Regions from separate parts of the Homo sapiens genome. Here all the other regions are linked to region 1. Evidence: chromatin contacts called from ENCODE Hi-C or POLR2A ChIA-PET data. All regions are on one chromosome and are shown on one strand. The core of a region is the stretch at or near the end of the contact, and the rest is flanking DNA. Distances in the headings are between cores, read along the strand shown.

Region 1 (3,044 bases), core at 545-3,044:
TTTAGGACTTTGCACTTGCTTTTTGCTCTTCCTGGCATACACTTTCCTTTTGAGATCCACATGGCCATCTCATCTACTTCAGAGAGATCTCAGTTGAAATGTCTCCTCTCCAGGACACCTCCCCTCACCCCCAACCCCTATCACAAGGAGCACCTTCGTCACACTTTACCCTTTTATGGTGCTTGATTGACCGGCTCATTGATTGCAACACTGATTACTAATGAATTTTCTTTACTGTTTGCCTCTGCCAATAAAGCAATAGCTCCATGAAGATAGGAACCTGGTTGTGCCCATTGCTATTTTCCTGGTGCTTGCGGGCATTCAGTAAATGTGTTGGGAAAATGAATGAATGTATGAACAGATGAATCCCCTGATACAATGGGAAAGGCAGGGAAATTATCTTGAGTTTCTTTTGGACTCCATCCTCCAGTTCTGGAAGCTTACCTGTACCCCAGAGCCAAGAGAATGACTAAAAGCATGAAATCTGGGACCACCAGCTCCACAGTTTATTTGCTATGGCTGTGGGCCTCAGCTACTTTGCCTGTATAATGGATCTAGTCACTCCATCTACCTCAGTAGTGTTGGGAGGGATGAAAGAACTGATACGAGGAAAGCCTTTAGCACAAGGCCAGGCACATACCTTTGTTAGCTGCTTCACGTGGTTAATACTATAACCTGAGAAGCTGCCCTCATCCTTTCTGTACCCACCTCTTCTGAATATGAAAAAAAAAAAAATCCTTATTTAAATCCATGGTTCCTTTGATGGTACAGCATTTGTATCTTTGCCCACGGCCCCATCCCCTAAGGATGTCTGCCCCCAAATAAAAGTTGTCAAACATTTTAAATGGTATTAAATTGTCCAGAAAATGGGAATGCCCAAAGCAGAGAGTCAGTCAATCAGGATTATTTGAGAGCTTCAAAAAGACAGAAGGAAGCCATTATTAGGTTTAAGAATATTGCATTCCACCTCCCACACAGCCTTTATCTAAATCTTCATTTAATTGGCAGCCTTCAGCACTGTCAGAATTGCATTCTGAGAACCAAGAGAAGTTTTCAAACATTCACACAATGTTATATGCTTGGCTCAAAACAACTCAAGGGGAAAGAACCATCTCTTCTGCAAGAGATTTGGGGATGCCCTAAAGCTGATGCTATGAGAGTTGGGAAACCGACCTTGAATAAGAAACCAAGACCACCATGTAAGTGTCAGCCAAAGACACTGTCCAGAGGTTTCAGGCAGAGAGACTCGGACCTGCTGTCTCCCCAGAATCTCTAGGTGACTCTCTAAGGGCAAGAATTCATCCTTTCTCTATCTCTCAGGACCTCCCCCACTGGCTGGTGCAGTGTAGGCCGGAAATAGATGTTTTTGCAATGACTAATGAGAATTTTTGCGGCTTTATGTCATAAGGGGAATCCTCTCTCAGGCCCATGTGTCTCTGCCTGAGTGATTCCAACCAGAAGCTGGGCTGGAAGAAACCTGATTTCTCCCTGTCCCTCCCTGTAACCCCGTACAGTTAATTAGCAAGTCTTATCTGTTGTGCTATATCTCATGATCTCTGTGGTATCTGTCCCCTTCTCTTCTCTCTCAGGGCCTTGAATGTGGTCTTCAGTCTTCTTCTCCGGAACTACTGCAAAAGGCATCTGTCTCCCATCCTGCGCCCCGGTGCAGGCACAAGCATGCTGATCATTGGAAAACCCAGATTTAAGAGCGTCTGTCACTGCTGCTGAAAAATCCCCCCTAGTTCCTGCGCCTCCAGGGTGAAATCCAAGTTTCTCAACATGACATGCACATCGTGTTTCTTAACCAATCCACCCCCTCCCTGGCTGCTCCCTCCTACCCCTGCAGCCCTGCACCTTGGCCTCCAGCCCCACAAGCAACTCTCAGCTTCCCCCAAGCATGAACTGCCAGCTCCCTCCACTCCATGTCTTTTCTTCTGCTGCTGGCTTTGTGCAGGTACATCCAGTCCCATTTTACTCAGTGCCTAATTTCTGTTGCTCCTTCAGGGCCCAAGTCAAATATATTCCCCAGAAGGCCTTCCTGGGTCCCTCTCTCTGTTCTCCTCCAAAGTTGGGCTGGTCTCTCCTCTGTATTTCCAACACACCTGAGGCTGAGCATACTTTTATTTATTTTTTTGTGTAAAATACACTAAGGCACTACAAAAAGGTGCAAAAGCCCAAGTATTCAGCTCAATGTTTTCCATGAGTTGCCACGTAACTGGCACTAAAATCAAGGAGAAACATTATCAGGTCCTCAGAAACCATCCACCCACCCCCTACCACCACCATGTCTTCTTCACAGACACTTGGAAAAACCGTTCAATAAGTATCTATCAAAGGTAAATTAACAAAATGGGTTTCCAAAGTGGTTGTACTCCCAAGCTCATTCACACTGAATGGACAATGTTGACTGCCTTGTCTGTTTACCCTTCTGAATTACAACATCCTGGGGTCACGGACTACCTTTTGGTCGCCTGTTTACCCCCAACTTCTACAAAGAGCCAGCACATGAATGAACGAATCAATGAATGAATGAGCTAATGAAGGAGTGGGATGAAGAACATACACTGTCAGTTTGAGCAACAGTTTTGATTTTCTTCTGGTCTTTGTTAAATGTGCCTCTCTCATTGGAACCCACAGTTACAGAAAGATTCTGGGATTCCCATCAGAACTCACAAAAGACCATAGGTCCACTAGAGATTGTCAGAGGAAAAATAAAAAGGCTTTAAAGGTCATTGGTTTTAACCAGAAAAAAAAAAAAAAAAACAATTCTAGGTAATGCAGGCCAGTTAAGTTGGTTTGACAGCCAACCTCAGCAGCAGCAGCAGCAGCAGCAGCAGCAGCTTCCAATATCTTTCTAGATTGGTTCATTTTCCAAGATCTGTAATTTTTAAATGAGGAGTAGGATCAAAGGTCAATCTCACTTCCTGGAGCAGAAGCTTAAGTATGGGCTGTAATCATATCACTGAGCAAACTTCAAAAGCTGCTGGTGCAGTGACAGCAACCACCTGTCTATCTTCAAACCAGATGAATGGCTTTTCTGATGC
Region 2 (3,044 bases), core at 167-2,666, 940 kb after region 1:
CCCTCCCCACTTCCCAAGCCCCCACTCGCCAAATTATCTTTAAAAACTCTGATTCCCAAATATTCAGGGAGACTGATTTGAATAAAAATGAAACTCTGGGCTCCCGCACAGCTGGCTCTGTGTAAATTACTCTTTCTCCATTGCATTTCCCCTGTCTTGATCAATTGGCCCTATCTTGATCAATTGGCCCTGTCTAGGCAGTGGGCGTGGTGAACCTGTTGGGTGGTTACATACAAGAAGCCGTACATATTTAACACATACAACTCGGTGAGTGTGGGGATGAGCATACACCCGTGAAACCATACTGAAACTGCCTTTGCAAAATTTTAACAGGAGAAATGATGGCAGTGAAAGAAATCAGACCTAACCGACTCTATCTTGCTTCTAACCTTTAAGTTGTCCTTGTTCATTCCTGAACGTAAGTCAAACTAACTTTGGGAAGGAATTCAGTTCATGGCTTGACTCTGAAACAAAATTGGTAACAGCCCTTTCCTGAAAAGACCTCCTTCTTGCCTGGGGACCAGACTGCCTTTGCAGGACTAACAAATTAGCTACAAGATTAGAAATTTCAGTTTAGGGGTCATGCAGCGTCTGGCTCCAAGAGTCTGAACCTCCCCAAATTGCTCCTGGGGATAACATCATAGTCTATGCCATAAACCTTTCCATCTCCTTCAAAAGTTTCCTCCCGCCCCAGTTATTTGTTATTACGATTGTGTGTGATAATAACATCTCCATGCTTAGCAAATCTTAAGTATATACTGTAATATTGTTAACTATGGTCATTATGCGTATGGTACTTCTCAAGGGTTTTTCCATCTTGCATACCTGAAACTTCGTTCCCTTTGACCAATACCTCCCCACTTCCCCCTCCCTTCAGCCCTTGGCAACCACCATTCCACTTTCTGTTTCTATGAGTTTGATTATTTTAGATTCCTCATAGAAGTGGTATTATGCAGTATCTGTCCTCCTGTGCCTGGTTTATTTCACTTAGCACACATGCCCTCCAGTTCCTCCACGATGCTGCAAAGAGCAGGATTCCCTTCTTTGTAAAGGCGTAAAGGACACCACTTTGGAATGGTGTTCCATTGTGTGTATATATCACATTTTCTTTATCCATTCATCTGCTGAGGGACAATTGGGCCGATTCTGTATCTTGACAGTTGTGGACAGTCCTGCAGTGAACATGACAGTGCAGATCTCTTCTCTAGATCCTGATTTCAATTCCTTTGGATATGTTCCCAGAAGTGCGATTGCTGGATCATATATGGTAGTTCTGTTTTTCATTTTTTGAGGAAGCTCCCTGCTGTTTTCCACAGTGGCTATCCACCAATTTCCATTCTCACCAACAACGTACCAGGGTTCCCCTGTTCTCCACACACTCACCAACCTTTGTTTTCTTTTGTTTTTGATGATGGCCACACCTCACAGGTGTCAGGTGGTATCTCATTGTGGTTTTCATTTGCATTTCCTTGACGATTAGTGACTTTTTTTTTTTTTTTTTTTAGACAGAATCTCGCTCTGTCACACAGGCTGGAGTGCAGTGGCGCGATCTCAGCTCACTGCAACCTCTGCCTCCCCGGTTCAAGCAATTCTCCTGGCTCAGCCTCCCGAGTAGCTGGTATTACAGGCGTTCACCATTACGCCGAGCTAATTTTTTGTATTTTTAGTAGAGGTGGTGTTTCACTATGTTGGCCAGGCTTGTCTTGAACTCCTGACCTTGTGATCTGCCTGCCTCGGCCTCCCAAAGTGTTGGGATTACTGGCATGAGCCACCGCGCCTGGCCCCTTTGCCCATGTTTATTTCTATCGAATTCTGACAGACCTTTGCCCATTTTTTAATTGGGTTATTTGGTTTTTTGTTATTGAGCTGTAGGTCTTTTGCTTCTTCTCACATGTTTTCTAGCACTCCCCCTGGACCTGTTGGAAGCAGGTCCTCAATAATGAATTGCTGAATGCATGAATGGATGAATGAATGAATGAGGCCAAGCCCTTTTCCAAGATTCTCTGATCTCTTTTTTCTTATTGTGCTCTGGGGGAGCTTCTAGCAAAGTCTAGCTAGCTTTAGAGCAGCCTGTCAGTCACAAATGACAGCTCAGCTCACCAGGTTCTCATGCTGCACAACTCTGGGGAGCGCCATTCACACTGCAGTGTAAGAGACCGGAAGACAGCGCGTTCTAAGGCAGGCGCTGTAAGTGGGGCAACGTGGAGATGTGCATTGCCAGGCAGCCCCAGAGCTGTTTGTAAGAATCCAATTGTTGCCCTCTTGGTTGAGCTTCACACTGCTCCCAATGACAGGATTTGCCTTAAATTTTCTGAATTAGGCCGGGCCCGGTGGCTCATGCCTGTAATCCCAGCACTTTGGGAGGCCGAGGCAGGCGGATCACCAGGTCAGGAGATCGAGACCATCCTGGCTAACACGGTGAAACCCCGTCTCTAATAAAAATACAAAAAATTAGCCGGGCGTGGTGGCGGCGCCTGTAGTCCCAGCTACTCGGGAGGCTGAGGCGGGAGAATGGCGTGAACCCGGGAGGTGGAGCTTGCAGTGAGCCGAGATCGCGCCACTGCCCTCCAGCCTGGGCGACAGAGCGAGACTCCGTCTCAAAAAAAAAAAAAAAAAAAAAAATTCTGAATTAATACCGCTGTCCCCAGCACGGGGTTAGATCTCTGTTGGACTCTCACTGGGCCCATTTGGGGCTGGCACCAACAGTTGCTGGTTTTACTTGGAGGTGGGGGATGGTCATTGAGGTAGGTCCTCGCAGAGACCCCTCAGAGAGAAGAGAATTCTGGAGAGAAGGAAAGAAGCGCTAGCTATGAAGGGTGGGCGGGGCTCCAGGCTAGGTAATTAGCAAGGGATGCAGAGGCACCCGGGAACCCAGGAACCAGTAACCAGTAACCAGGGGAGCTATCACCACCCCTGGGTTGAAGGGCGAGGGGAGTACGTGGTGTAACTCAGTGCAGCTGGGAGGAGGCACAGGCCAGGTGTGAGCATCGCAGAGGTGCAGGCAGGGTTAGGGACGCTGAGGCACCCAGGAACCAGCGAGGGGC
Region 3 (3,044 bases), core at 305-2,804, 830 kb after region 1:
GGTTCACTCACTACAACCTTCACCTCCCGGGTTCAAGCGATTCTCCTGCCTCAGCCTTCTGAGTAGCTGGGATTACAGGTACACGCCACCATGCCCAGTTAATTTTTGCACTTTTAGTGGAGACGGGGTTTCGCCATATTGGCCAGGCTGGTCTCGAACTGCTGACCTCAGGTGATCCACCCGCCTCGGCCTCCCAAAGTGCTGGGATTACAGGCATGAGCCACTGCCCCCAGCCCCGCCTTTTTCTTAAAAGGACCCTGTGAACACACTGGATCCACCTGGGTAACCCAGAATACTCTCCCATCTCAACCTTCTTCACTTAATTTCATCTGCAAGGTCCTCTTTACCAAGTAACATGACATACCCACAGGTTCCGGGGAGCAGGACATGGACATCTCTGGGGGCCATCAATCATGCTTACCACCTATGCCGACCCTTCAACACCCTGTCCACTGATCTGCAGAGGAGGAGAGTATTATTTCAAAGACAGTTTTGGAACATCTTCCCAGGAAAGCCAAATCTCAATCCCCCACACCCCACCACAATTGACAAAGCTAAGAGAAATTGATAACAAGCTCTAGGGCAAGCACAGAGGATAAAATTGAAAAAGGAAGAAAAAAAAGACACTCCCTATTTGCAGCATCTCTGCAGCGTAAGGGTGCTTTGCATACACACTGGAGAGTCTAGTCTCATCTTCCCTAGTTAACACAGGAAAAGAGAAGGCTCAGCGAAGTTAAGGAATTTGCCCAAAATCACACAGCCTGCAAATGGTGGATCTGGGATGGAACCCCAGGCCTGTCTGGCTCTCTCTTTGTGCTGCTCTGGAAAAAAAAAAAAACATCTTGGATCTGTCTGAGATTATTTGAGAGGGGAGGGGTCCCCAAAAGTTGTTTGCAGTAAAACCTTTTCTTTTGGGTAGGAAGTTATGCAAAGCATTTGCCACTGCCCCCAGTTGCTTGGCAAGTTAGCGGAGAAAGATCTATTTTGGGGCTCTGCGCTCCACTGATCTGTTCACCACCCGCTGCTTATACATTTTTTTCTACAGAGGCCACTTCCTGAGGCTTAAATGGGTTGGTCAGCCCAGCAAGACCAAGCCTGGCTCAGAGCAGCACACAAGGCAACAAGTAGGGCCAGCACTGAGCAGCCAGGAGCCCCCAGGACCCACCTCAAAAGGAAAACCACCCATCTTAGAAGAGGCAACGGCTGCCTGTCAGCCGATCACCAAGACACACAGCATTCGAGCCCTCGAGGAAGGCAACAGCCACCGAGGCTGCCCAACTACACATGTACATTTGTATTATTTCATTCATTCACTCATATTATTCAAGAGCCCCAAACTGGAAATACCTCCAGTATTCACCACTATGCCTTGGGGTGGTTTGTTACACAGCAAGAGACAACAATCCATTATTATTACTATGATATTTAGCATCTGCTATGTGCCAGGCATTATTCTAATCACTCACATGTTAACTCACTGAATCCCCACAACAATCTGATAAAGCGGGTAATGTGGCCAGGCACGGCGGCTCACGCACGCCTGTAATCCCAGCACTTTGGGAGGCCGAGGCGGGCAGATCATTTGACATCAGGAGTTCTAGACCAGCCTAGCCAACATGATGAGACCCTGTCTCTACTAAAAATACAAAAATTAGCCAGGCATGATGGTGTGCACCTGTAATCCCAGCTACTCAGGAGGCTGAGGTGGGCGGATCATTTGACGTCAGGAGTTCTAGACCAGCCTAGCCAACATGATGAGGCCCCCATCTCTACTAAAAACACAAAAATTAGCCAGGCATGATGGTGTGCACCTGTAATCCCACCTACTCAGGAGGCTGAGGTGGGCGGATCATTTGACGTCAGGAGTTCTAGACTAGCCTAGCCAACATGATGAGACCCTGCCTCTACTAAAAATACAAAAATTAGCCAGGCATGATGGTGTGCACCTGTAATCCCAGCTACTCAGGAGGCTGAGGTGGGAGGATTGCTTGAACCTGGGAGGCGGAAGCTGCAGTGGGCCAAGATTGCGCCACTGCACTCCAGCCTGGGTAATAGAGTGAGACTCTGTCTCAAAAAAAAAAAAATTGGGTAATGTTTCCCCATTATACAGAGGGGAAAACTGATATGCCCAAGATCTCCCATGAGGAGAATGGGGGAGTAGGCAGTGGTATATTCGGTCACTGGAATGCTGCTCAGCAACAGAAAAGGAAAAACTACTGACACTAGCAACAACATGGGTGAACCTTGAGAACATCACACAAAAGAAGTCGAATGCAAAACACAGTCTACTGTTTCATTCCATGTTTATGAAATTCTAAAACCAAGGAAAAATCCTGGATGACTCAAAGTAGGTTGGGGTGGCCTGGGGCAGGGAGTGTGCATGCTGGGGAGGGTGGGGGGCTGCAGACTGCAGAGGGAAGTGAGGGAACCCTCTCTCCTGCGATGGAAGGTGTTCTGTGTCTCAATTAGGGTGGTGGTTACACATGTCTACACATGTGTCAAAATGCATCAAACTGTGTACTTAAAATGAGTGCCTTTTATTGTATATAAATTAAATATGAAATAAAGTTCATTTTAAAAAGTTCTTAAAATATGAAGCACAACTTCCATTACCTAAAAGATCATAATCCTTAAAGATGAAATAGGACATCTTCACAGAAAAGCAACCAGATCCTAGTTTGGGTCCAGTGCTCCCTGGAGGGTAGTCAATGGGAGATATTTTTCTTTTGTGTTTGTCTATCTTTTCCAAAGGTTCTAGAATGAATCTGCATTTCTCTGATAATGGAAAATAAGACCTACTAAATGTAATTTTTAAAACTGAGCTAGGGCTAGGCACAGTGGCTCACAGCTGTAATCCCAGCACTTTGGGAGGCTGAGGCGGGCAGATCACAAGGTCAGGAGTTCGAGACCAGCCTGGCCAACATGGTGAAACCCCCATCTCTGCTAAAAATACAAAAATTAGCCAGGCATGGTGGTGGGTACCTGTAATCCCAGCTGCTCAGGAGGCTGAGGCAGGATATTCGCTTGAAACCAGAAGGCGGAGG
Region 4 (3,044 bases), core at 299-2,798, 640 kb after region 1:
CAAACTGATCTTTCTGAGATGCATCCACTGCCTGGACATATTATTGGGGGAAGACAATACTAAACAAACACTGATATACAAACTCACATTGAAGTTAATTTCTTTCTCCAGTCATTTCTGTCTTAGATCTCTTGGTCAGACCTTTATAAAATCAACTCACTAAATTATGATGGAAGCTAAGGAAGCAATTATAGAGTTTGTAATTTTCCTTTAAAACACGCCTGATTATATTTTAAAAGAGTCCTCGGTGGCACAAGAATACTAACATTTAAATTCACCATTTCTCATGTTTATCCACACACTCTAAATCTGGGTATCCCTCAGAGGATCCTGTAATTCCCCAAAGGAAGTCTGTCTTCTTTACTGCATCCTCAGTGGGTCTTTTCTTCCTTAGCTGCTGGCCTCAAGAGCATATAGCTGGTCTCTCAGCCCCCTGAATACCCTTCCTCTTCTCTTCTAATTTTTATGTATCCTAAGCAGCCACTGCAAAGCTGTTCTTTAAGACTGCTTAGCACAAGAAGTCTCCTGTGACTTATGCCTGCCTAATAGGTGAGGACAAGACAGGCAGGAAAGCCAGAGCATCCTATGAGAGAGGCCAGTGCCAGGGACTGGCACTTCTTGATTTCTTCACCTGGGCTTCATTAATTTTTATATCCTAGGACTTGAGCTTTGTCCTTGTGACTGTGTGTGCTTAGTGAAAACTGAGCAGTAAATCAGGCAATTGATATGAACCTCTCTGAGTCTGCCTTTGGTACCAGATCTATCGGCAAGAGCACCACATGAAGTCAAAACTTCCATCCTCCAAGACACTAAAATGAAATCCTCCCCAGCCAGGGGTCCATTCCAGGATGCATGTCCATACACGTGTACAGTCTGCAACCATCCACAGAACCACACTCATGATGAGGAGACAAAAGATGGGCCTCAAAAGGAGACCTCTGAGTGAGGATGCCAACTTTCCTTTCTGCATTCCTTGGTTCCTTCAGCAACAAAGATTAGTCTTGGCATCACTGCCTGCTTGGCGACCAGAACAAAGAGAAATAAGGAAAATTAGGGACACAGGAAAACCTATGGGCACACATAGATATGGAAACTCAGAGATAATAGAAACTTAAAGAGATACATGGAGAGTGAATATTCTGCCTCCCTATAGAGCCTTTTCCATCATCCATCCACCCAAGCAATGCTGACCTGAGTGCCTATTTATCAGGCACTGGTCTTGGCCTTGGGGATAAACAAAGATGGAGGTGAAAGTCTAAAAGCAGACACTGGAGGTGGGAAGAGCAGTTGACGTGGCCCTAACAGGGTTCCCACCACGGCGGAACGCACAGACAGGGGACGTGGGGGAAGACGTGACCCTAAAAGGGTTCCCGCCACGGCGGAACGCACAGCCAGAGAACGTGGGGGAATTCATGAAGCGAACCTCCTGCTACCTCAACGCCGGTGAAGGTGAAGGAGACACCTGCGCGTCATAGAGACTCCGAGACCTCCAGGCTTCCTAGAGAGGCCCGGAAGTGGCTCCAGGAGGCAGGTCCGACGGCTTCGGCGCCCCAGCTGTGGTGATGGGTAGCTAGGAGGCCTGGGCCTCTCTGCCTGCTGTAGCCGTCTGCCGCGCCCTTGTTCCTGCAGCTGTGAGTGGGCCTGGGCTGGGGTTGGGGGGCCGCCGCCCTTCCGCGGGGACCCTGGACCGCCTCGGCCTGGAACGCGACAGGTGGCGGTCCCGGGGGTGGGGGACGGTGGTGAATGACTGAGCAGGGTGGCGGGAAGGAGTATCCCCTTTCAGATGTCTTCCTGATCCCAGGGGACCGGGCGCAGCTTGGCTTTCTAGAATGTCGCCAAGGCCTCAAACACTGGCCCTCCGCATTTTTTGTTTTTAAGGACATCGGGGCCCCAAGCTCCGAACTTTCCACAGGTGGCTGGCTATACTTGATTCCTGTCTTTGATTTTCTGCACACTTTGGGAGAACGATTACCTCCTCTTTATCACTTGGTTCTGGTTTGCCACTTAAAAGTGGCAGTGACAGGTTCCCATTTAAACTGCATGTATTTGTTGGGAAAAGGTAAGTAGGTTTAAACAAAACCTTATAGGCTAGTCATAATACCAGATGAATCAGATGTGACAGAAATTGTGGAGGTGGAGTGAGCCCTGAAAATCTGAGACGGGTCTCAGTTCATTTAGAAAGTTTATTTTGCCAAGGTTGAAGACATGTACCCATGACACAGCCTCAGGCGGTCCTGACGATGTATTCTTAATGTGGTCAGAGCCCAGTTTCGTTTTCTACATTTTAGGGAGACATGAGACAAGAACAGATGTAAGATGAACATGTTTTTCGGTCTGGAAAGGCGGGACAACTCGAAACGGGGAGGGGGCTTCCAGGTCATAGGTAGGTAAGAGACAAATGGTTGCATTATTTTGAGTTTGATTAGCCTCTCCAAAGGAAGCAATCAGATATGCCTTTATTTTAGTGAGCAGAGATACATGAATAGAATGGGAGGCAGGTTTGCCCTAAGCAGTTCTCAGCTTGACTTTTCCCTTTAGCTTAGTGATCTTGGGACCCCAAGATTTATTTTCCTTTCACAGTGATAAGATAATGACCTAAGCGAATCTGTATTGTCCCAGCCTTATTGTGCGGCATTACATGTAGTGGTTAAGAGTCATACAGACCCGGCTTCAAGTCCTGAACCCTGCCCAACCCCTTATGACCTGCATAATTTGTGGGCAAGGTTCCTAACCTCTGATCTATTTTCCTCATTTCTGAAAGCTGATGATAATACTAGTAACAACTTCGGAAGATTGTCCTGAGGCTTAAATGCTAAACCTTTAAACTACCTGTATTAATCCATTCTCATGCTGCTAATAAAAACATACCCAAGACTGGGTAATTTATAAAGTTAAGAGGTTTGATGGACTCACAGTTCCACATGGCTGGGGAAGCCTCATAATCATGCCAGAAGGCAAAAGAGGAGCAAAGTCACATCTTACGTCTTATATGGTGGCAGGCAAGAGAGCTTGTGTAGGGGAACTCCCCTTTATAAAACCATCAG

Evidence for each region. A loop is a pair of places that touch in the nucleus more often than their neighbours do. ChIA-PET counts read pairs that join two places held with the same protein, here RNA polymerase II (POLR2A). Pooled maps may share reads with other maps.
Region 2: a loop to region 1 is called in a pooled map, with 16 times the contacts of the local background. The contact joins two enhancer-like sites. A Hi-C loop is called at or near these places in 2 of 37 single-sample maps with no recorded cell type and 7 of 50 pooled maps.
Region 3: a pooled map shows a loop between it and region 1 (10-fold over the local background). The contact joins two enhancer-like sites. A Hi-C loop is called at or near these places in 2 of 37 single-sample maps with no recorded cell type and 5 of 50 pooled maps.
Region 4: a loop to region 1 is called in a pooled map, with 4 times the contacts of the local background. The contact joins the promoter of SDR42E1 here to the enhancer-like site in region 1. A Hi-C loop is called at or near these places in 2 of 37 single-sample maps with no recorded cell type and 5 of 50 pooled maps. POLR2A ChIA-PET finds 5 or more read pairs at or near these places in 1 of 52 experiments (WTC11).

The regions. Positions count from the first base shown.
Region 1 is chr16:82,652,426-82,655,469 of GRCh38, reverse strand. The region is part of intron 1 of CDH13 (cadherin 13); the gene reads right to left. Among named protein-coding and RNA genes, the nearest start is that of CDH13, 27 kb to the right of the region's middle. RefSeq lists a silencer at 1-46 and enhancers at 950-999, 1,240-1,289, 1,340-1,549, 1,371-1,870, 791-1,990. Within about 2 kb of position 1,794, at least 13 of the 41 ENCODE cell types and tissues checked have a DNase peak (open chromatin) inside an H3K27ac peak, as active enhancers do.
Region 2 is chr16:81,713,868-81,716,911 of GRCh38, reverse strand. No RefSeq gene overlaps it. Among named protein-coding and RNA genes, the nearest start is that of PLCG2, 64 kb to the left of the region's middle. RefSeq lists an enhancer at 2,646-3,044. Within about 2 kb of position 1,416, at least 5 of the 41 ENCODE cell types and tissues checked have a DNase peak (open chromatin) inside an H3K27ac peak, as active enhancers do.
Region 3 is chr16:81,819,666-81,822,709 of GRCh38, reverse strand. The region is part of intron 2 of PLCG2 (phospholipase C gamma 2); the gene reads right to left. Among named protein-coding and RNA genes, the nearest start is that of PLCG2, 42 kb to the right of the region's middle. RefSeq lists enhancers at 375-524, 535-724, 905-1,004. Within about 2 kb of position 1,554, at least 3 of the 41 ENCODE cell types and tissues checked have a DNase peak (open chromatin) inside an H3K27ac peak, as active enhancers do.
Region 4 is chr16:82,009,974-82,013,017 of GRCh38, reverse strand. SDR42E1 (short chain dehydrogenase/reductase family 42E, member 1) reads left to right here and starts at 1,548. Exons shown (of 3, transcript NM_145168.3): 1 at 1,548-1,631. RefSeq lists enhancers at 1,204-1,283, 1,294-1,383 and a silencer at 1,624-1,773.